Regions from separate parts of the Homo sapiens genome. Here all the other regions are linked to region 1. Evidence: chromatin loops called from intact Hi-C (ENCODE). Cell type or tissue: B cell. All regions are shown on one strand. Region 1 overlaps MVB12B (multivesicular body subunit 12B). Region 2 overlaps MAPKAP1 (MAPK associated protein 1). Region 3 overlaps LOC105376275 (a long non-coding RNA gene).

Region 1 (8,000 bases):
TGGAAGGGTGGGTGGGGCGATGGGTAGGTGGATGGATGGTTGGGTAAGTGGGTGTATGGATGGGTGGGTGGATGGACGGGTGGGTAGGTGGGTGGGTGGGTGGACAAGTCGATGGTGAGTGAAGAGACACATCAGGCTCTGGGCATAGCTCAATGCAAAGGAGAGAAAGCAGCTAGTTTAGGGGCTCAGTTCTTGGGCAGGTAGAAGGTCATCCTGGTTTCTAGTCCTTGTAGCAGCAGCACTGTGCCTGCACAGCCCTGGGGCCCCTGGGCATGACTGAGTGACAGCCCATCCCATGGTACAGTAACTCATGCATGTCAAGTACCAAGCCCAGGGCCCATCCACAGCAGCATGTCACACCTGTGGATGATGAAAATGAGTCTAAGTCTAGTGATTTGGTCTGTTTCTCTATGCAGACAGTGTACAAGCTGCAGGTTCACACAGTGCTGGCCTGTGCGGTGTTTCACAATAGTCATAAACACTGAAAAGTGGAAAGACTTTGCATAGGATGCCAATATTTATCTAGATGTTATTGAAAAAAACATAGGGAGATACAATTCCAGACCCTCATTCTCACCCAGTAAACCCTCAGTCTCACAGGTGGGTGGTGGGTGGAGGTGACCTCCTTTCCAGAGGCCTGTGCTCTCCAGTTTGCCACAGTACCCCGCACTCCCTACACGGCGCCCAGCTGGGAAGAGTGTCCACTGCCATCTCACCACAGTGACTGTGTCTTGTGTGTGCATGTATAGGATGATGGGGGCAGAGCAAGCAAGAAAGCAAAACGTTTCTCGTACTTGTGACTATTAAAAGTAGGAAAATGAAAGATAGAGAAAACTATGTATTTCAAAACAAAAATGGGAGAAAGCACATTTTGTGGTGGAAATGAAGACGGCTGCATGACGAACAAAGACAAAACCATGACTTGCTCTCGCCTCGCTCTCCCCAACCCTTCCCTCCCTGTGGCACCTGGGTGTCCAGCTGTGCTGCTCTGGGTGGAGGCTCTGGGCAGGGCTGTGCACCGTCAGATGCCCTGGCCACTGAATAAATGCTATTTCCCTTCTCTTCTTTCTCTCTCTCTCATTTTTTTTTTTTTTTTGAGACAGGATCTCACTCTGTTACCCAGGCTGGAGTGCAGTGGCTCGATCTCAGCTTACTGCAGCCTTGACCTCCTGGGCTCAAGTGATCCTCACACCTTGGCCTCCCCAGTAGCTGGGACTACAGGCATGCACCACCACACCTGGCTAATTTGTGTATTTTTTGTAGAGATGGGGTTTTACCATGTTGTCCAGACTGATCTCAAACTCATGGGCTCCAGTGATCCACCCACCTTGGTTTGGCAAAGGGCTGGGATTACAGGTGTGAGCCACCGGGCCTGGCCTAAATGCTATTTTGGTGTCTGCAAACAACCCTGGGGGGGGGTGGGGTGCTCCCTGGTCACTGAGTCAGCATTTTAGAATTCACCTGAATACCACCTAAAAAGTGAGTCTTTGTATTTCTCCTCTTCTAGATAGTTTGTAGAAGAGATTTAAAACCACACTGATTGCCACCACTGGTTACTGGGTGGAAAATGAGAGCCGTGAGGTGCTCTGAAAAGGTGCCCTCCCCACCCTTTGTCTTGATGCTTATTTTTACATACATGCCAGGTAGCTTTCCACTTGTTCATCTTTGTAGGCATTACTTTACCTAAAACTAGAGGTGCAAAAGTTCCCAGAGACCATAAGAAAAGGGTAGGAAAATCCTCCTCTGAAGGACATGCAAAAGGCGAGATGTTCACCTTGACTTCAATTCTGCATGAGCGGGTATGACTCATGGCGGTAACCAGGGCAGGTGGTTCTGCCTGGCAAACGTAATCTCTGCTTCACTTTATTTCTGCAGGCTCAGCCTGGTTCTCTTATTCATATGATGAATGCCTTGGGCCACCACGGGAACAAGATGTGTGGTGGTGGTGGCTGCCAGGACACTGGCTGCCGAGAAGACCCAAAAGGGCAGTGGGGAAGGGGGCCTCCAAGACTCTTGGAATTAGGAACTCTATTAATACAATCCACCGTATTAATATGCTTGGGGAGAAAAAATATGATCATCTCAATGGATGATTCAAAGATATTTGTCAAAAGCCACCATCCATTTCTGATAAAAACATTTAGGAAAACAGAAATAGATGGCTAACACTTTAACATGAAGGAAAAAAAAAACAATGTCTATAAATAGCAAGTCAAAACGCAGCACTATGGGTTAATATTGAAACTACAAACTTCCATTTAAAATACGGATGACATAAGGAGGCCTGGGGACCTGCAAGTCCCTGCCGAGGTGTCGGACAATGGCACACAGGAAGAGGAACGACCTTGCCAGGATGGAGGCCTCAGCATTCACAGGCGACGTAACTGCCTGCCTGGGGAACCGATGAAATGCAGCTGGAAAGCCATCAGAAACAGTAAAAGAAGCCAGAGGGATATCTAGCTCCAGAAATATTACACAAAAGTCAATGGTTGCTTTACATATAAGTGGCAGAAAATAGAATGAGAAAAAAGATCTCGTTCACAAGAACCACAAAGACAGAAAGCACCTAGGAATGACCTAAAGAGAAAGGACCAAGACCTGGGCTTACAAGAGGCATCCCTTGTTTCTGGATGGAGAGACGCTTGATCTAAGATTCCGATTACTATTCTGTTCAACCATGTGCTCAATGCAGTTCCAATAAAAATCGAGAGTGGGCTTTTCGGAACTTCCTTCGCCCCCAAGATTCTAAAGTTCAACTGGAAGAATAGTCCTGTGAGTAAAATTAGTAAAGTTCTGGGGGAAAAAAGAGAGAACTAACCCTAACCTATATTAAAACTTACTATAAAGCGATAAGATTCAGAATAGTGTGGTACTAATATAAAAATAGAATAACAGAGCAGAACGGAATCAAGAAAAACATCCACTGATCCACTTACATATGATAAAAGTGGCATTTAAGAGTCAAAGAAAGATCGCCAACATTAAGAAAACCGGCTAATGTTTTAGGGTAAAATAAAGCTGTCTGTAGTTCTTACCTTCTAATAAATTTCAGATGGATTAAGTAGTTGAAAAGTATTTAATATTTTAATATATAAAATAATAAGGGAAAACAGGGGTGAATGTTTTCATAATCTAACTATGACACAAAGCCCAAATAAACAGAGAAAATTGCCCACGAACATTTTGAAACTTTTGTATAGCAGAACACATCATTTACAAGCTGAAAAGACACTGATTAAAGTGTGTGTATTTGAACTCATAGAGAAAAGTTTGCTCTCTTTAAAACGTAAAGAGCTCTTTAAAATCAATGCAAAAGCTACAGAAGCTGATAGAAAACAACTGAGCAGAGAGCGAGCAGAAGACGCTCGCGTGAGAACACAGTGGCTCATAAGCACCTGAAAAGTTGTTCAACTTGAAGAGTGGCCAAATTGTTTTTTGTTTTAAGAGACAGGGTCTCTCTCTGTCACCCAGGCTGGAGTGCAGTGGCACAATCATAGCTCACTGCAGCCTCAACTTCCTGGGCTCAAGTGATCCTCCCACATCAGCCTCCTCCTGAGTAGCTGGGAAGAAAGGCATGAGCCACTGTGCCTGGATAATTTTTTTATTTTTGTAGCGATGGGGTGGTGCTATGTTGTCCAGCCTAGTTTCAAACTCCTAGGCCCAAGTGATCCTCCCACCTTGGCCTCCCAAAGTGTGAGGATTACAGGCGTGAGCCACTGCACCTGGCCAAAATAAGCAGAGATTAAAAATTAAATGGAGGGGCACATTAAGGTCCCAGTGAGTCTTAGCTAGAATAAGGATGTGAGGAAAGGTCCCCTCAGGCACCACTGGTGGGACTTCCAATAGCCCCGCCCTGTTCAAAAGGCAAATGGTAACATACATCCTCTTCCAGGGAAAGACCCAGGCGAGCCAGGCAACATGTACAAGGAAATCTATTGCAGCGGTGTAATTGTGAATAATTGGAAGCACCTCAAAAGTCAGTCAATAGTGGATTGGTTAGATAAATTATGGCATAATCATAAAAGGGAACAACATATAGTCATTAAAAAGGGTAAGGCTGATCTGTAAAGGAACATGCGAAGACGTGTAAGACATACTAGATAGTACAGAGGCAGGTCGCAGCCGGCAGTACTGCATGAGCCTGCTGAGCGTGTGTGTGTGTGTGTGTGCACGTGCCGCAGGAGTGGACGGAGGGGGAGGTTCACCTTTTACATGTTCCTGTAATGTTTGCATTTTTATAAACATGGACAACCTTGGTACTCAGGAAACACTAAATATTTAAAAAATCAATTTTGATCGGCAGGGGAGCTGCTTAGAATGATAAACTGCCCAAAAGAACCTCAACAATTTATGGGAAGATAATTAATCTTGTCTGTGGCATAAAACTGATTCCTGCGCTGTGGTCAGACGCTTGTAGAGTCTATGAAGCGGTGGTCCCAAGCTATATCCTGTATTTGAAAAGAAGCCTCAGACTTCTCTCATGATTTCTGCAAGGCATCTACTTTACTAATTCGTTAGGTTTCTTTGTTTTGGGCTGGAATTAGCTCAGTGTGACAGCTCTGTAGGAATTTGGGTGATAGTTTTGTGTCTTTTAGCAATATATTAAAGGGAGCAGACTAGGTTGGTTTCTTTTTATTTATCTAACTTTTAATATCTGAAGTAGGCAGATTTATTTCCCCAAACATTTCAGCTTTCTAACAGAAAAATAAAGAAATAACAAGGATTCTGGGCGGTGAAATATTGAATCTCATAGGCAGAGAAAAGGCACCTTATTTCCTGCTGCAGTTTAAGATCCTACCACTAGATGGTGCAAAGGGACCGCACATTTTTCAGGCTGCACCAGTTCGCGCCACAAAATTCTTCAACATCTAATAAGCACCAGGAAAGCTTTCCAAAAGTAGAAAGAATGAACAATTGTGCGGGAATAGGAACATTTTGCTTTTATAAAATTGGGACGCTGCCATTTCATTATTGATACAAAAATCTGCTTCACTTTATTCCTGCGGGACATAGGTCCCAAATCTACGCTAACCTCGTATATTTGAAGAGACCCGCAGAAGCCCACGCAATGCGGACGTCTAAAAGTTGAATTCAAAAATCCTTTTCACCTCATGCTGCCAAATGCATTTTCATTAATTCCACCTCAGTGTCGTGACGTAAATGCTAGTGGAATCGGCCCCAAGCTAAATAAGCAATAAGCCCCATTTTTCAACGCACAAACACATAAAGATGTCAGCTCAAACTGTTTACTAATTAACACTTAAAAAGACACAAATTAGATATGCGTGGCTAAGAGCAATTATAATCAAGACGGATTTCTCTAGTCATTTGGGAACTGAAAAAAATGCCTAATTGCTGGAACCAGTGTTTTAAAAACTGAAATCACGCCAGTTAGCAAATATGTTCATTTAAAGAACATTCCACGTGACTACACTCTTGAGGACTGACTACAAACATGAGAACAAGGAAAATATTTAGGTATAAAATTAAAACTGTAAGCTCCCTTAGATTTATAACTTCTTCATTAAATATGTCTGCAAACAGCAGCCCATAAAAACCTGTGGCAATTAAGTGGTTAAATGAACTGCCTCCCTTGTCAATTTTAAGCGGGTGATTAATATTAGAGCATCCCTTTACTAATTAGACCCTCCCTCATCTTTCGGCTTTAAAGTCGAATGAAAATGGAGGCTGTTGCTCCGCCAGGAGTGCGGCAGGCTAATGTGTGCTTCCTCCGCCGCGGTTTTGATGGTGGCACTCCTGGAAGGGAACGGGGAGCACTGTGGTTTCTGCTGAGGTTGGCAGCTGATAGAAACGGCTCCGCATGGGGCTGGAAGTCGCTCCGGACTTCTCCACTGCCCGGTGCCCTGTCATTACAGGAATGGTTCACTCCTGTTCTCACAAGGCTTGCGGGTAGTTAAGCACACAGCATGAAACCTACACCCAAGGCTGCTGCCTCCTGACCGGGATGGTGAGGTCTTCCACGGATGCCAGGGCGGGACCGTGGGTGGGGAGGGAGGATACACAGGTAATCAAGACATGAGGATTATTTTAGAAGCTCCCGCCTGGACTGCAGAGCCAGGCAGCTCCCACCCTGGTTGCGATGGGGAATCCATCAGCTAGAGAAATGGGGCAACTGCTTACCAGGGAAATAAAGAGCGGCAGAGACAGAGAATATTTATACACCCATCTCCTCACGCCCAGAGAAGATGCTTCATCATGGGCGCTGGCTGCGAAATTACACTTTCCAGGCTCTGGGACACAGACAGCCTTTTGTCTGGAGAACCGTAAGGGCTTCACTGGGACAACAGCCCCACCGGGTCACCCACTGCCCTCCTGCAGAGCCAAACTGGAGGGGAGGGGACAAGGCACGGACAGGTGGGGCCGGGACAAGAAAACTGCCCACGGTGGCCACGAGGCTGCCACTGACCAGCCCCTGGTCACCTCCCTGGCTGAGGGACGATGAGGTAAAAATTCACTTCCTCATGCCTGGGACTCATGTATGCGGGCCCTGGGAGGACAGCAAAGCCCCTGCTCTGGGTGCGAGGTGACGGAGGTGGCAGGAGCACATGGCTGCTGGAAGATGGCCAGGCAGAAGGCCACTGCTCTGTCATGGGGAGCCAGCAGGGTGACGGCGTTTGAGTTGGAATTTCTCTATGAATCACGGCTTCCTTCACTTTCAGCCACCCGCGCCATCATGGAGCATGTCTGAATCGTGAGAGGTTTTCTGTCTTTCCACAGATCCTTTCCTTCAAAATTTGCTCAATGGCGCATCCACTGATTCTAACTTTAAAACATGACCGTCCTTGGGCATTTTTCATGAAATTTCACCCAAGTGCATCAGGTACCACGACTCTTGGGGAGACCCTGGTGAAGAGCAGGGCAGCTACATCTAACCACGCTCCACCAGCTGCCAGGTGCCCTGACTGCCGCGCTGTGTGGCACGCTGGGCTGGGATGAGCAGGCCTGTGTTCCACTTTGGGGTGAGGGGGCCTGGGAACATGCCCCAGGGCCAAGCCTATACAGCAAATTTGTCCCCTACCCCAGGCATCCACACTGGGAGGCTGTGTCCTGTCCACTGCCTACACAGCCCATGAGGGTCCCTGCAGACACCGGCATCTGAATGGGCTCATTCCCCTTCCAGTTCTCCAGGGCAGCCTGGCTGTCCGGGCCCAGGAGCGCATGCTCCCTGGGGCTCCTCAGGATGCTGGGGGCTGAGGGACACCCACCCACAACCAAGTGACACCCTGTTTGTCAATCAGTGCTGGGCAGCTCCTAGGCCAGGCCATCTGTGTCCTTGTGGGGGTGGAGGCAGCTCTGCTTGGCTAGCTCTGGGGAGCTCCCTGTGGCTGCCCATGTCCCTAACCTCCATGCTCAGAATACACAGGGTCACACGGTTTGTTGGAGGGTGACCGTCCCTGAAGCCGAATGGTGGCAACTGTGCTTCGGCTTCGATTCAGAAACATCCCTCAGGCAGGGCATGGTGAGGACAGTTAACGCTGGCAGGAGGGACACTGGCTGCAGTTCTGGAAGGACAGGACAGTGCTGCCTCAGGGCTCACACTTCTATTTCCCTTCAAGTTGGGACCACTCTTCAGTAGATGAAGACGGTCATGTATTCAGCCAGGGTCACACTCAGACCCCTGTTCAGCTCTGGGTTGCTGCTGTGGGAATCTGGCCAGTCACTTAACTTCTTGAGTCCAGACTTCCGTAAATGGGTGGACCCCCCTTCCTCCCACGTGGTGCAGAGGGATCCTGAAGGGAAGCACCTGCCCAGCACAGAGCAGCCTCCCCCTGGATGCCAGGCTCTCCACCCTGTCTGGGAATCGTGGGCGAGCCTGGGGAGATGTTCTGGACGAGCGGGAGGCACGGTCAAAGGTCTATGCCCCTGAACCTGAAAGCAGTCTCCCACTTGTATTTACTCTATTTTTTTTTTTTTTTTTTTTTGGTTTAATGGTATAAAACACAAAGGTTTACAGTGAGCAAAGCAAATTCTGAGCAGAG
Region 2 (8,000 bases), 930 kb after region 1:
GCAGAGGAATGGGTGGGGGTCAAGAGGGACAGCTCTTGGCTGCCTGGATTTGAATCTCAGCCCTGTCACTTACATGCTGTTTAATCTTGAGCAAGCTACCTAATCCTATTGAGGCTCAGTTATCTAATTTGTAAAATAGAAATATAAATGATTCATTTACAAAGTTGATGTGAAGTTTCAGTGAGCTTATATATCTAAGCCGCTTTGCAGAGTGTCTGGCTTATAGTACTCAATAAATGTAGCTAATGATACTGCTGGTATTGTACTAGTACTAATTTGGAGTCCTGAAGCAGTTTTAGAAGTCAAAATATCACAGTAGCTTCTTTTACTAATGATTCCTTTATAAAAGCACCAAAGGAACCAGTATGTCCATGTGTAGAATATAGAATTTTAGTCATTATCTCCTCAGATTTTCAATTAAGGGGTCAGAGGAGTTGGAGCACTATTTACTGCTAGACTTTACTGATGACCCAGAAGAGGCTTCTATTCATCTTGTATAATATGGCAGGAATCAGTCTTCTTTTCCTTCCTCTGTTCCTGATGCTCAGGACAGGCCACAGCCCAGGGGGGCACTTTACAAATGTGTTTTGAATGAATGATTTCACACTTCATATTTAAGAACTGGGGAGAATAATAGCACTTGGCAGTGAACCTTTTGCATCTCAAATCTTAGCCTGTGATATTTATTGAATTTGTTTTGAGAGGATTTGGGGATGTCCCTTAACAATCAAAGCAGAATTCTTCTGATATCATTGTTGGACTTTTCTGCTTTGATCAATAGGCTTATTATTTGCCCCTGAACCTCTGTGATGCTGGAGAATCAAACATTCCTCAGGTTGATTTACATGGCAATAAATAATCTGTGCTGTCTGTTGCTTGTTCCATCCATGTCTGCCCTGTTCATAAAACCCTGGGGGCTCAGTGACCCAAGGTTCCAAGGTTGGAACACAGTGGACATGTTGACTCCCATTACAGTTGTGTGTACATAGAACATGCTGCTCAGATGCATTGTTGCTTAATATGCATCCACAATTTGTGTTTAAGGATTGGTGCAACTATAAGTTAGTTTCCATATGACTTTCTTATTATAGTTACCTTCCCATTTATTTTTTACTTCTGTTACATGCCAGACACTACATATATTATCTGATCTAATCTTTACAATCTCTGAGGGACGATTATACCCTTTTTATAGAAGTGGAAACTGAAACTCGAGGTGAAGCTTATTCTCTGAAATCACATAGCCATGAGCCATGGAGCTGAAATTTGAACTCGTTCTGACCACAGAGCTCTCTTAGCCAGTATACCATGACATTTTCCTCATCCAAAGTGCTTTCTTTTGCCTCTCTAATTGTTCTGTTTTTAAGTTAGTACCCGGCTGCAGAGATCCAAAAGTTTCCCATGCCATTCAAAGATGAATTTTAAATATCTTAACAGCATTACAAATACCTGAAATGTAAAGTGACAAACATAGCTAGATTACTTTCTTGTTATCAATCCATTTAGCAAATTTACAGTTTCCATTAATTTTAATTTGTCCTTATTACTTGTTTTTTATAATAAATATCTCTTAGTCATGACAGACTCACTGAGTATAGATCGCCTGAAGTAGGCTCCCTCTCTTGCAATAAGCAGAGTTGCAGCTAAAGATTTGTGAATTAATTGGGAAAATTGCAAGTCAGGTAGTCAGTGAAATAATTCATTGTCACATCCAGTCAATAAACTTGGTAAATCAACTCATTTAATTCAAAAAATGATCTATATAGATCAACCAACCAATTAAACAATTAGCATACACTTTGCAATTAATTAATTTAAGCATCAATCATGTAATTAAAACTCCAAACTTAAGCTGCAGAATTTAGAATTCTACTGCCTTGTGAGCTATTGGGTTCCTGCTTCTGAAGCTAGCATAATTCTGAAGCTCGCAGGTTTGCGGTTTGGAGCAATTGAATTGATTGCACTCTTACACTGTCTGTATGTTGGTATAGTTTCCCATCCTCTTTGAACAGATCAACTTTTTACTTCCCCCAAAGAGGGTATGTGTTGATTCTAAACTGGGCAAGACTGCAATCTGGGAGTACTGTCTGGACATTCTAGGGAGTGGGAAGTGTGCAGAAGTAGTCAAGAGGACCAGGTATCTGTGTCAGGACTAATCCAGTCATTTGCTTTTACTCTGCTAAGGATCCATGGTGTTTGAAGTCAGATTCTACCAACTGACTTAGATACTCTTTAGAGAAGGGAGAACTGTATGGATTGTCTTGGTTACCTTGAGTATTTCTCCTGATCTAGAGCACAAATATTTTCTTTTTTAATTTTAATTTTATTTTTTTGAGACAGGGTCTTAACTCTGTTGCCCAGGCTGGAGTGAAGTAACACCATCATAGCTCACTGCAGCCTCGACCTCACGGGCTCAAGTGATCCTCTCACCTCAGCCTCCTGAGTAGCTGGAACTACAGGCGCATACCACCATGTCTGGCTAATTTTTGTATTTTAGCAGAGATGGGGTTTTGCCATGTTGCCTAGCTAGTCTTGAACTCCTGGGATCAAGCGATCTGCCTGCCTCAGCCTCCCAAAGTGCTGGGATTACAGGCATGAGCCACCATGCCTGTCCAGATATTTTCTTAATCCTAACCATAAATCAAAGGCCTCTGACCCCTGCCTTCCCCGAGGCCAGATAATCTTCCCCCCTTTACAGTTTTGTTTGTATCTGTTTTATATATATATTTTTTACATTTGTATTGTAGCTAGTGTAATGCTTATTACTTTTCCTCCCTACTATGCTGTAAGCTGCTTTTAGGGCTGATACTAAATCTCACCTTTGATCTAAGAGGTTAGGTTCTTTGTCGTAGCTGCAATAGGGCTCAGTGAATGTTGCAAGAATAGAGTAGTATAAAGACCTTCATTTCACACTGTTTTTCTCCCCTTTGCATTGCCATGTGTATTCTCTCTATCAAATGAAGTAGGATTTGGGATTTTTTACTGTATCACCAGGCTTGGGGTAAAGAAAAGCAGTCTCCTCAATTTGCTTGCTGTGCACCATACCCTCTGGTCTTCTTGTCCCTTCCCTACCTTGGTATTCACTCGCCTTTTTGGTTTTCCTTTCAGTGACAATGTCAGTGCCTACTGCCTGCATATTGCTGAGGATGATGGGGAGGTGGACACCGATTTCCCCCCGCTGGATTCCAATGAGCCCATTCATAAGTTTGGCTTCAGTACTTTGGCCCTGGTTGAAAAGTACTCATCTCCTGGTCTGACATCCAAAGAGTCACTCTTTGTTCGAATGTGAGTACTGACTCTATTACTTCTCTCGGTATCTCATCCCAACCTTCTAGCATTTTGGATCTGATTTTGGTTTTGTTCATCAAATAAATGATATTTGGCATCTGGAGAGTCCACTGGTAATAACGATGACTCCCAGAGAGATGCTGAGGACGACATTCGCATTGTATTTCATGCCTCTGCACCTAGGCTACGCAGACTGCTTTGCAGTGGCACATTGTGTGAAGCAGATCTCTGAACGGCATGTCCAGAGCCAGGCCTCTGGAAACACTGGTGCACTGGGAGCCTGTGAAGCAAAACTTCTAGGTTTGCACCTTCTCTGCGAGGAATACACACTAACTGAAAATGTGCACTGTGGCCACTTCTCTCTTGTGACTTAAAATAATTTTCTCTCAGACCAAATTTGACCTTCCCTGTCAGTTGCCTGCCTTGAGACTGAGCACATGTCTTCAGCTTTTTTTTTGTGCCTTTCTCAGAAAAGCGTGTGTAAATGCATAAAATAAAATCCACTGGAATATAAAAGTATTCTGTTATTTAAAGTTATCAGATTATTGAACAAATTCATGATATAGTAATATGTGTGGCTTTACTAGTAGATTAAACAATATCCAGCTGTATACCTAACAGTAACTCCTGAAGCCTGTTGTTTCAAAGCGGTGATGAGCATAAATGGTATTTGAGAAATCTGCAACAGCTGTAATGTGCTGTAGTGTTAGCTATGACTTCTGTTCATGACAGAGTCACTGGCACTGTGATTCTGCTGTGATTGTTTGCCTACACTTATAAATCAAGGAAATGCAAAATATTAGAAGTTAGTGAAAATTAAAATGTAGTTTTTATCCATTCAAGTTTATGAGCTCCTGAGTTTTATCCACATGTCCCAGTTGTTAAGGGAAAACCTGCTGCATTTGGATTTTACTCTCAAACCTAAGCTTTTTTTCAACCTAGGCCTCAGCAGTCCTTCTCATGGCTGTCTCCTGGGAACAATAGCGATCCCTTTGGCACCCCCTGCTGTTAGTAACCAGCAAATTCACTGCTCAAAAGGGATTGCTTTAGAAGACATTTCCCTGTCTCTCTCAACATACTGCCTTTGTTTGAGATTGTTACAGAAAATAGGGTTATGCTACATATGATATATGAGTATTTTGGCTCTTTCTACCCTTGAGCAAAGAAAGAATAACTGAGTACCTGGGGGTAAGCTGGGGAGTGGGCCCTCAGGCTTTCATGGTGGCCGTTTCATCCCTACTACAAGGTCAAGTTTGGTGTAAATAACAGCAAATTTTTTCCTGCTTTTTCATTTCAGAGGTACTAAAATAACTTTAAAGGATATTTAAAATAATTGAAAAGTTGGCCAATGATGCCTCCATCTTAACTATTTTTAATCTTGTATAATAATCGTGTGTATATGTTACTCAGTTTCACTTGTAGCACACATATTTTTGTGTTATTTTTACTTGACATTAAATTAGGTCAGGCGCAGTGGCTCACGCCTGTAATCCCAGCACTTTGGGAGACCGAGGCAGGCCAGGATTTGGGAGGCCGAGGAGGGTCAAGAGTTCGAAACCAGCTTGGCCAACATGGTGAAACCCCGTCTCTACTAAAAATACAAAAATTAACCGGATGCAGTGGTGGGCACCTGTAATCCCAGCTACTCGGGAGTCTGAGGCAGGAGAATCGCTGGAACCCGGGAGGCGGAGGTAGCAGTTAGCTGAGATCGCGCCATTGCACTCCAGCCTGGGCGACAAAGTGAGACTCCATCTAAAAATAATAAATTATAAACGTTTCAGTATTTGTTCTTAATTCCTACAGTCTGTATTTATGTGCCAGAGATCTAGGCAGAGACAGCACTACCCTCATGGAGCTTACTATCTAGTAGTGAGACAGTTGTCAAATAATTAAAATGTGATAAGCAGTATAAAAGAAAAGTGTATGGGTTGTAGTGGAAGCCGATCACAGAATATTTAGATTGCTTCCTTGTGTGGTTTTAATAAGTAATTTGATGATGATGGTCATTATCTATATACCTTTTATTCTGTTGAACAACTTCCTTAGGATCATGCCTTGTAAGTAGGATTATTGGTCAGAGTAAAAACATCTTTAGACTCACTTTTTATTGACAATAGCCCTCTGAAAGATGTCCTAATTTACAATGTTACCAACAGAATTCCTAAAATCATTTTTATAGTTTTACCATTACAAGGTATTAGAAGTTTTTTTTTCTACTCTAAAAGATATACACAGTGGCATTTCGATAGTTTTTACTTGCATTTTTATTGATTATTAATATGACTAGAACTTTTTCTACATGAATGTTAACACATGATCATAGCAGTCTTTTGAACCAGAAGTCCTTTTTTAAAGCAAGAGGCTTTAAATCACTGAGTTTTCAGTAGAGTGGAGTGGGGCTAGGATTCATATGCCTTTCCAGGAGGGGCATCTAAGACTACACAGTGTTTCACTATGAACCCTGCCTTCTGGAGAATAGGAAGGAGGGGGAAGGCAGAGAGTAACAACTGCTTTAAACTTAATACTCTGTTTTTTGATCCTGAATTACTCCCATCCCTGTGTTCCCACTCCCAGACACACACATAGCCCAGTCAATCCTTTTTCTATTTTAAAATTCAAGAGAGTTTATTTGATGTGTCTGGAGTGTTTCTGAAAACACGAGGTAAAGTGAAATCTTTATATGTGAGCATTAAGAACAAAAGTGTCAATAAATTTTCTTTTTCTCAGTCGTCTGATGAAATAGTACAGATTACTGACCGTTTGCCCTGTGTGTATTTTCTTGGTTCAGCAACCTCTTACTCGCCTTTCTGGTCTATATTCTAAGTTAGTAAAGCTTCTCCTACAGATGCAGAACAGAGCAGACCTTCAGGAGTCTGTAGGGATGTGTCTAAAGTTTCAGAGAAGGAAATCCCAGCAAAATAAATAAAGCCGTAACTACTCCTCCTCGTCATTTCCCCCCTTTCCTCCTTCCATTTGTCTCCCAGTAGAGGAGGGACAAGAAGTGGCTGGGAAGACACTAAGCTGAAACAGAAAGAGGCAAGTAGGTTTGACATAGGGAGTGAACTAATACTTACTAAGGGCCAACTATGCATATGCTATCTCACTTAATCCCAAAATAGCCCAGTTTTTATGAACAATTTAGAGGCGTGGAACCTGAGGGTGAGCAATATTGTTCTTAGGCCTGGATTTGACGCCATCCCTGACTTTAAAGTCCATGCCCTTTCCAACCCTCTGCTGAAAGATTGAGGCTGGGGAATCTGGTGTTGGTTTAACCTGTGAATCTCACTGTCTTAAGGCTGACATTCAGCCACTGCTATAGTGCAGTAGGTGACAGCATGGTGGGCTGTGAGCCAGATCGCTTGGATGCCGATCCTAGCCTTGCCCTTACTAGTGTGTGTGGTCCTGGATGAATATTTAACTTTTCTGTGGCTCAGTGAAATGGAGATAATAATACCTACCTCACAGATCAGTTATGAGGATTAAATGAGTTAATAGATCTGAAGCACTTAGAACAGTGTTTAGCATATGTACGCATCATCTTAGTGTTAGCTGCTGTTATTGTTACTATTAATAAACAACCCTTGGAGAGCAAGAACTGAATTATCTGTGCCCACAATACTCACCATCACTCCATTACTGTGATAGATCTGTCACACGTATTTCTTGAATGGGTTACTGAGTAGATCTCTGCCACTTCTACATTTTTCTTCTCCGACTTTGTTTTATAGCAGAGGAGGGGTAGTGTTTAGGTGGACATTGCTCAGCTGGACTGAAAAAGCTGAATTGGAATAACTTTCAGTGAACATGGGCAGTGGGTAAACATCGAGGATCTACATACTTTCAAATGAGTCCTCTTATGAGCACACATCCTCTGAGTTAGTAGCAAGACCATTAACTTCTTGAAGACTAGGAAGGCACAGTCTTATTGTCTCTCTGTATCCTGAGCACCCAGCACAGGGCTTCATGGAGAAGGAATGACTGAAACTTCAGGTGTCTGTGGGCTGCCAGGAGGACACCTGACCCAGCAGTGTGTCCCACCTTGCTTTCTAAGACCTCTTCCCCTTTTTTACACCCGTTCCTGCCTTTCAAATACCAGGAAGCCCATGTCGCCTTCTGACCTTTAGAGGCCCTCACACCGGCTATTCCCGGGGCTCCAGTACCATCTTTCCCTCTAAGTGCGGCAGCACAGACTTTGAATTTAGGCAAACCTGGGTTCATGTTTCAGCTTCAATAGTATCTTGCTACATGCATGACCTTAGACAATTTTACTTACCTTTGTTAAGTCTCAGTTTCTTCATCTTTAAAATTTGGGTAACAGTAACTATCTCATGGAATTGTCATGAGGGAGTTTCTTAAATGTAAGTTATGTACAGAACTCTTTTAAAGGGAAATAAATTCTCCTAAAGTCTCAATGTTTATCCAAATGAGTTTTTTAATAATGCTACTTAGATACATGCAAATACAAAGTTCTGTAATGTTTAGCTATAAATTCAGTGTTTTTACACAACCTAAACAAAATTACAAACTAAATACAGATAAAATTATAACGTTAATAAAATACAAATTAACAACTTTAATGTAACAGATGATGTTTTGCTGAAATTAAACATTGCTGATGTTGGGTTTAATTGGGTGTTAAATGTTTTACTTGTCAACTTGAGTCTTTTGATTTTCATATGAGACATCACGATTAACATCCTTTTAAACAGTGT
Region 3 (8,000 bases), 260 kb after region 1:
TCCAGTGGCCATGCTGTGAGGAGGCCGAGCAGCCACATGGAGAGGCCACAATAAGTGTCTGGCTCACAGCACCAGCTTGTCATGTGAGTCACATGCATGAGCCATCCTGAATGTCGTCTGCCCAGCAATGCAGAGTGTAGATAAGCTGACCTTGCCAAGCTCCAGAGCAAAGCAAATTATTATTGATATCTTGAGCTACAAAGTGTTGGGGCAGCTTGTTACGCAGCAAGAGATAACTGAAACAACCACCCCCACGGGGTTGTTGTGGGGTAAGGAAGTATATTAGTTTGCTAGGGCTGTCATCACGAAGAGCAACAGATTGGGGGTCTTAAACAACAGAAATGTATTTTCTCACTCTTCTGAAGGCTAGAAGGCTGAGGTCAAGGTGCCAGCAGGGGTTGGTTCCTTCTGAGGTCTCTCTTCCTGGCTTGTGGATGGCCGTCTTCTCCTCCTTGTGCTTTTGCCTGTTCTTCTGTCTGTTGATGTGTGTGTCCTAATCTCCTCTTCTTATAAAGTCTCCACTTATACTGGATTAGGGTCCACCCTAGTGATTTCATTTCAACCTTATCACCTCTTTAAAGACCTTATCTCCAGATGCGATCACACTCTAAGACACTGGGGGTTAGGACATCAACATATGCATCTTGCGGGGATACAAGGCAGTCTGTTACGATAAGGAAATGCGTATGAAATGCTTAGAGCAGTACCCAGCACAGAGTAAGCACTCAATAAATGTCAGCTAGGGTTGTTATTCTAACTACCACCACTGCCATCTGCCTGGCCTCGGTCACACTATTTCCCTCCAGACCCTAAGGGAATGCTCTGGATCCCCAGGCCTCCTTTTAGACTGTCTCCTCGGCTTGCAGGGTCTAAACCTGTTCCCCATCTACCCAGATCCCTCCTGTGTTAGGAAGCCCAGCTCCTTTACAACCAGGCTGCCAAGTCCCCTTGGTTCCCGTCCCCTGCTTCTGGGGCTCTGTTTAGCGAGTATTCTGGCCTGCTGTGTATGAGAAGCTTGGACTTTTTTTGACCTGAGACTTTGTTTTGTTTTTCAATATGGAAATGGGGGATTTTTTTCTAATTATAAAAATAATTCGTGTTCAGTTTATAAAACCCAGACAGTACAGAAGGTTGATGAAGAAAGTGGAAATCACCTAGATTTAATGACTTTTAGCATTTTGGTTGCTGTCTTTCTGGAATTTGTCCTATGTGTGTACGTATATATATGTTTTTCTTGATTCTGGGACAACACTGACTGGGGGATGCATCACTGATTTAATTACACGGCTCTTTTGGAGAAAAGAACTATGCATTAAACATATCCATTAATTGCAATGCACATCCTGATTTTAGAAATGTTCAAATGTTAAAAAATGTGCATCTTAGAATAAAGAAAATATATGCATGTATTATCTATGTTTTTCAAAATGGAAATCTCTATGAATACTGTTATATGACCTATTTTTTTAAAAATCTGAATAACAAAGTGTAGCCATCTTTCCACATCAATAAAGGAACGCTCTTGCCACCAGTTTTAATAGATACATAATGTTCCACTGGACTGATATATCATAATGCATTTATTCCTCACTGAAGGGCATGAAATCTTTATTATTAGTCTGATGCAAACACCTTTATAGACCCTCGTCCTTGTTTTTCTTGGATAAATTCCTTAAATCAGCACTTCCGGCCAGGAGAGTGGAAGTTCTTTGCCCAGAGTTGACTGTCACCAGCTCACATGCTCCCCAAGGATAGGACCTGCCGCTGAACCACCTGTGGATGCACCCGCGCGGGCCCTGTCACTGAGCCGGGTACAAAATAAGGCTCTGGGAATGATTGACATGTATCGATTTTTTAGTAATAACAAGTCAGGAGACGGATCCTGCATGAATAGTCTGCCGGGAACTGAGATGTGTGATTAACTCAAGTTTCTGAACCTCGGATCAAAAAATTAAAAAGCACAGTTTTGGGAGTCAGGGTGGTCTCAAATCCCAGCACTGCTACTCAGTGTGTGATGTACTGTCCCGAGCCTCAGTTTCCCCATCTCTACAAGATCATGAACGTCCTTGGCAGGCCTGTGTGGCTGGGTGTCTGCCTCAGCTCCTTGCAGTATCTAGGAGGAGAGAAAACCTTGGCAAGGTCCTCCCAGGCACCAATTCCCTAAGAGTGCTTATGCCTGGGGAGACCTTGAGTGTAAATTGAGGAGCATGGGGGCACCTGAGGGCTCCAGGGCCTCTGAGAACAAAAGCGAGAACATCTGTGCCTCCACGAGCTCTGGGCGCCATCTGTGAGCTTGGCCCCGAGTGGCACAGACCACTGGAAGCCCACAGCGAGGGCAGGGGGACAGGTCCTCTGTGCTTTCTAATAATAAGATGATAAGATGAGGAATCACAGCTGCCATTTGCTGAGTACTCCTTATGTGCCAGGCACCTACCAAGTGCTTTATATTCATTTTCTTACTTCATCCTCATTGCAAGGTAGAAATTACAGCCCACTTTACAGAGGACAAAACCTGGACTCAGAGAGCAGCTGGACCAAGATCTTGGCTCTGTGCACTTCTCCCCACTGCCATCTCTCACCTGGATGTGGGTAACAGCTTGTACTCCCCACCCCATCACTCAGTCCTTCTCCACTCTGCAGCCAGAGTGGGCTTTTGAAATCACCAAGCTGAGTATGACATTCCCATGCTTACACTCTTCTTCAGCGAGCCTCTCCCTGGTGCTGTTGGGAGGAAAAAAGTCCCAAGTACTAAATAATCCCAAGCCCTAAACTTTGGATCCTGCCTGGAGCTCCTGGTTCTCCAATCCTTCTGGCTTTACTCACGCCCCTCACCTTTGGTGCTGGGTTCTAAGCACACTGGCTTTCTCTCAGTTTCCACAATATGCTAGTTCTCTCCTGCCTCAGGGCCTTTGCACAGCTCTTCCCACCCTGTGAGCAACTTCATCACTACTCACCCTTTCAAGTTCAGCTTAGAGTCAAGTTCCTCTCAAGGAAGCCTTCCCTGCCATTCCAACCCCAGGTTAAGCCCCACTGCCCTGTTCTGTAACCGTATGACACTTGCCATCATTAGGGTGAATCAAAGGATCTTGCGTGAATACTCTGCCAGTGGTTGACCATTTTAGACCTACACCAATGTCAGTTTTCTATGGTGTAACCTGATAAATATTTGTTGTGTTATCTCTTCAGTGTTGGGCCCCCTGACATTTAGGAGAGGCAACTGTCTGTTGCTCACCATAATTTCAACCTAGCATCATACACCGACACAGATTACAGCCTCGATACTGTGATGGGTGAACTAATGATTACATTGCAGGTCAGGATTAAACCCCAGTCTCTCTGGGAGAGTTTAAACAACTTCGCACCAAGTCTACACTAACATGGGGGCCGCCTGCCTACCACGTGTCACCAGCCATGGGTTGCAAAGACAGGCCATGGTGCCAGCCCTGCTGGATGGACAGCAATGGCACACAGTAGCAGGCTCCAGCTGTCACACAGTCTGACCCAGTTCTCCAGGACTGTGTTCGGTTTCACTGGGAAGTGGCCAAATGGCAGTCCGGCTCAACTAGATGGAGGGACCCAAGATTTGGGGCCAGACCTCCTCCCCACCGGCCGGGTGTTCCAGCCTCATGGCCTGTGCACTGTGCACCTGAGGCCACATGGTGGCAGTGTTGGAACCGACTGGGCTCTGGAGGAGTTGAACGAAGCCTCAGCCTCACTCCGCAAGATGCCCTTAGAGGCCGCGTCGCTGCATGTGCACACTGTGTGCACAAAAGGGTGTGCGCGCAGGATGGGCTGCAAGTGTGCATTGTGTCAGCGTGTGTAGGTGCCTGTGTGTTTGTGTGTGTGGGGGATATCTGGGGTGTATGTGTGCATAGGCCTAAACATGCACTTGTATTTCTGCGTGTGGGTGTGTGTGGGTGCCCTCACGCATCTGTGTTTATCAGTGACTCTATGCAGGTGTCCATGTGTGTGTGTATGTAACTGTCTGCTTTGTAAGAATGCCTTCGGTGCAAAAGTGTTTTCATGCCGCTGGTTTGTGCATGTGAGGTGTGTTTCTGTGTGTGTGTGTGTCCGTCCATTGAACCTCTGGTGCAGTGAAGGGAGAGTCAGTGGTTGAGCGCGTGTGTATATCTGGGTATCAGGATACACTGAGGGCTTGGCCTCCCTCCGCTGGCCTTGCCTCTCCCACCATCATGTGTATGGACAGCTGTTCTGATTCGCTCCCCAGCCCCCAGCCTCGGGCTCCAGCAGGTGTAGATCCCCTTAAGGTGTCCTGCTCCTCCTCCTGTCCTTCCTGCCATGCCTCCACCCCACCAAGCACCAGCTCCTGCAGGTTCAGATCTTTACCCAGATGTACCTGCAGGGCTCCAAGTGTGTGTTGCAGGGCCGGGGGGCAGGGCTGGAAAATCACCTCTTGACCCCCGTGCCGTGGTGGAACCAAAGCCCCACTCTAGCACCTGCCTCTGGTAGTCTTTCGTCTGCCCGCAGGATGAAGCTCTCCTCTCTGGGGAAGGTGCACCCTTATGGCTAGGGGCCCCGGTGGGTCCTAAAAGGGCAGACTTCACTGCTTGGCCAGGTCTCCTGTCCTCAGACTAGAGGACCCTAAAGATGGGGCTCTGTGTCTCCCTCTGCCCTCAGGGTGGAACCATGGCTCAGATTTTATCGCCCAGTCCTAGAGAGAATGTGGGGACCCTGTCCTTCTCCAGGCCCTGCCTCTTGCCCTGTGCTGGCATCTTGCAGCATGGGGTCCAGCACCCTCCCAGCCCGCCCCTCCCCCTGCCAGGCAAGAACCTGGAGTGCCATGTCTGGCCATGTCTGGCCACCCTTCACCCCGTGATTATTAATAATTGGGTATTAGGTGAGAGGCGACTATTGATTCCAGCGCGGGCAGCTCCAGGTCGGGGTAATTTATGGAAACACTGGCGTCCCTGGTGATAAATAATGAGGTGATCACAGAGATGGGTCACTAGTGAGTGGCCTCCATCGGCTGCCCTGTCCACTAACACACAGGCTCGTAAATGGAGGGAGAGATGGAGAGAGACCAGGCCGGCTTGTAAAGACAAAGGACGCGTTGATGATGAGAGGCGCCAGGGATACGGGGAAAGCAGAAGCACGAGTCAGCGGGGTCCACGCGGTGGGGGCTGGTGGGAAAGGGACAGGAAGACACAGAGAGGACAGAAGGACAGACAAGGACACAGAGCAAAAGACAGGGCAGGGGAGGGAGAAGAACAGGGAGGCAGACATAGAGTGACACACAGGGGCAGGGAGAGCTAGACAAAGCCAGAGAGGATGAGCAGCAGGGAGCGGCAGAGCTGGGCAGGGCAGGGACAGTGGTGGGCACACTCAGGGGCAGAGACAAAGGGAGACGGGCCTCGGGAGTGCCGAGTGCCTACTAAGTGCCGGCTCTGCTCTGTGTTCTCATAGCATTGGCTCATGTTATCGTCCTGACAGCCTCGAGGCAGTGATTCAGAGTATGGACTCCGGAGCCAGACTGCCTGGGTTCAAATCCCAGCTCTTCCCCTGGCCCTGGCTGCATTGCCTTAGGCAGGTCACTTCTCCTCCTGGTCTCCAGCTGCCCTCATCTGGAACATGGCGCCAACACGATACCTATGCCAATCATGGTTGTGAGGGTTAAACAGGTCCATGTCTGTGTACTTGGGGATCAGTGCCTGGTACTAGTGGGTGCTATACAAGTGTGTGCTATTGTTTTCCCTGGTTCTAGTCAATTTCCTGCAATTGCATTTGATTTGACTCTCTTCTGTTCCATAGGGTGTCTAGTTTACAACGCATGAGCCAGAGAAAATGAGATGAGGGACGACGGGTGGCTTTGGGGAGACACCCTGCAAGAGGAAAGGTTTGACTTGAGTGTGGAGGTGGAATTCGAGGAAACGGCATATTCCAGATGGTGGGAACAGCTTATGCAACAGCATCACAGAATTTCCAGGTTGCAAGGACCCTCGAAGGCCCAGTGTGTCCAGCAATGCCTGGATTCCCTCTGTAATTTCTCCCCGCAGGGTTCACCCAGTTGGCCATCTCCAGGGATGGGAAACTCACTCATCCTTGCAGAACTCTAACTCCGAGAAGGTCCTTCCTCAGAATCAGCCTTTATGTGCTACCCCCCAGCTCCCTCTACTCCCCCCTCCAATCAGCCCTGCAGAGGTGGGCAGTCAGCAACAGGGAGCTCTTCGCAGCCCCCTCCTGCCCCCAGCATCAGGTGCAGCCCCTCTCGGCTGCTCCCGATGCTTCTCCTTGGTCAGCCAGCCTGGCCCCTCCAGCTTCAGGCAGCTCCTCGGCTGGCTGCTCTCCTGGGCTGCTCTCACAGAGGCAAAACCAGCCACCTGGGCTGTTCACTTCACCCTAGACCCAGTGCTCAAACTCTGCTGCCCAGAGCCCCGGGGTTCTTGGAGAGTGCTGGGGGCTGCCCCAGGGCTGAGGGGGTGACTCCTCTCCCTTCCAACTCTGTGATCTGTTCCAGGTAGAAAAAAACCATGAACCCTGCTAGTCTGTAGGCTGTGGAGGCTGCTGCCCAGATGGGAGGCAGCCTAGAACAGCGGCACATCCTGGGTTGGTGCTCTGGCCCTGCTGCTCATCGACCAGGTGACCATGCACAGGTGCTGCAACCTGCGGGAGCCCCACTTTCGTCCTGTGTCACAGAGCCTGCAAGGAAAGTGCTTAGCAGCAGAGGAAAAGCCCCTTTAGTGGCCCCTCCCTCTCCCCCCACCATGGCCCCTTTTCCCACACACCCTGGGTAGCCTGAGACTCTCTCCTTTCCGTGTCTAGGACTCAAATATGAGAGCCCCTATGGGTCCTGGACACATTGCCTTGACACGACCGGGCTCCTCTCTCCTTGCCTGGGCTCTGGACCCAGCGGAGCTCTCTTGCTCACACTCTGTGGGACCTGCGAAGGTGCCACCTCTACCTTCGTGCACAAGGAAGTGAAATACAGCTGAACAGGATGGAGCCTGGGGCACTCCGTGGAGATCCCACCCCCACCCACCCGTGGACATTGGCTGTAGTCGTGGGGTTATTTGCTTGTGTCTTTGTCCATCCCACATTTCCCCATCTTGCCTGAGCATGTCCTGGGGATCTCACCATGCACTTCACAGGACCCTAGATCCCATCTTACAGCCTCACTTCTCTGACCTGTTGGGCTGGTCACCCTGTGGACAAGGACATGGACCAATCTGATGTGGTCTTTTCTTTTCTTGTTTTTTTGTTTTTTTGTTTTTTTGTTTTTTTTGAGACAGAGTCTTGCTCTGTTGCCCAGGCTAGAGTGCAGTGGCATGATCTTGGCTCACTGCAACATCCACCTCCCGGGTTCAAGTGATTTTCCTGTCTCAGTCTCCCCAATAGCTGGGATTACAGGCAACTGCCACCACGCCCGGCTAATTTTTGTATTTTTAGCAGAGACGGGGTTTTGCCATGTTGGCCAGGCCGGTCTCGAACTCCTGACCTCAAGTCATCCTCCCACCTCGGCCTCCCAAAGTTCTGGGATTACAGGCATGAGCCTGATGTGGCCTTTTCCTAGCAACCCCATTGCTCTCCTGGATTTACCACTTCTTCTTTTTAGATGCTCTTAGAACATCCCTTTATAGTCCATTCTAGATTTTTTTTAGACAAGGTCTTGCTCTGTCACCCAGGCTGGAGTGCAGTGATACAATCTGGGCTCACTGCAGCCTCAACCTTCTGAGCTTAAGCAATCCTCCCATTTCAGCCTTCCAAGTAGCTGGGACTACGGGCATGCACCACCATGCTTGGCTAATTTTTCATTTTTTTTTTGTAGACAAGAAGTCTCGCTATATTGTCCAGGCTCATCTCAAACTACTGGGCTCAAGTGATCCTCCCACCTTGGCCTCCCAAAATGTCGGGATTACAGGCATGAACCACTGCACCTGGCCTCATTCTGGAGTCTTAACTGAGCTAGTGAAACTCATACAATACTATTATTACTGAGCAGGGCAGTTAACTCGTTTTTGCCGTTGTTGTTTTCCCACCTTATG

Evidence for each region. Hi-C counts contacts between places; a loop is a spot of excess contacts. Peaks named below come from ENCODE experiments on the same cell type or tissue, not always from the same donor. Only the 100,000 strongest peaks of a DNase experiment are listed, where the experiment ranks them.
Region 2: a loop joins it to region 1, with 4 times the contacts of the local background. A loop is called at or near these places in 16 of 110 quality-filtered maps.
Region 3: a loop joins it to region 1, with 27 times the contacts of the local background. A loop is called at or near these places in 20 of 110 quality-filtered maps.

What each region holds. Positions count from the first base shown.
Region 1 is chr9:126,488,288-126,496,287 of GRCh38, reverse strand. The region is part of intron 9 of MVB12B (multivesicular body subunit 12B); the gene reads right to left. Among named protein-coding and RNA genes, the nearest start is that of NRON, 82 kb to the right of the region's middle. In B cell, CTCF peaks have their summits at 4,598 and 4,799 (motif pointing right); a DNase peak (open chromatin) is centred at 4,807; H3K4me3 peaks cover 351 bases.
Region 2 is chr9:125,554,918-125,562,917 of GRCh38, reverse strand. It overlaps MAPKAP1 (MAPK associated protein 1), which reads left to right. Exons shown (of 12, transcript NM_001006617.3): 6 at 3,109-3,285. Among named protein-coding and RNA genes, the nearest start is that of MAPKAP1, 150 kb to the left of the region's middle. In B cell, CTCF peaks have their summits at 4,103 and 4,307 (motif pointing left); a DNase peak (open chromatin) is centred at 4,287; H3K27ac peaks cover 1,510 bases.
Region 3 is chr9:126,224,709-126,232,708 of GRCh38, reverse strand. It overlaps LOC105376275 (a long non-coding RNA gene), which reads left to right. Exons shown (of 3, transcript XR_930357.1): 2 at 5,770-5,944; 3 at 6,476-6,620. Among named protein-coding and RNA genes, the nearest start is that of MVB12B, 98 kb to the left of the region's middle. RefSeq lists a silencer at 3,549-3,628. In B cell, CTCF peaks have their summits at 3,464 and 3,663 (motif pointing right); a DNase peak (open chromatin) is centred at 3,678; H3K27me3 peaks cover 2,333 bases.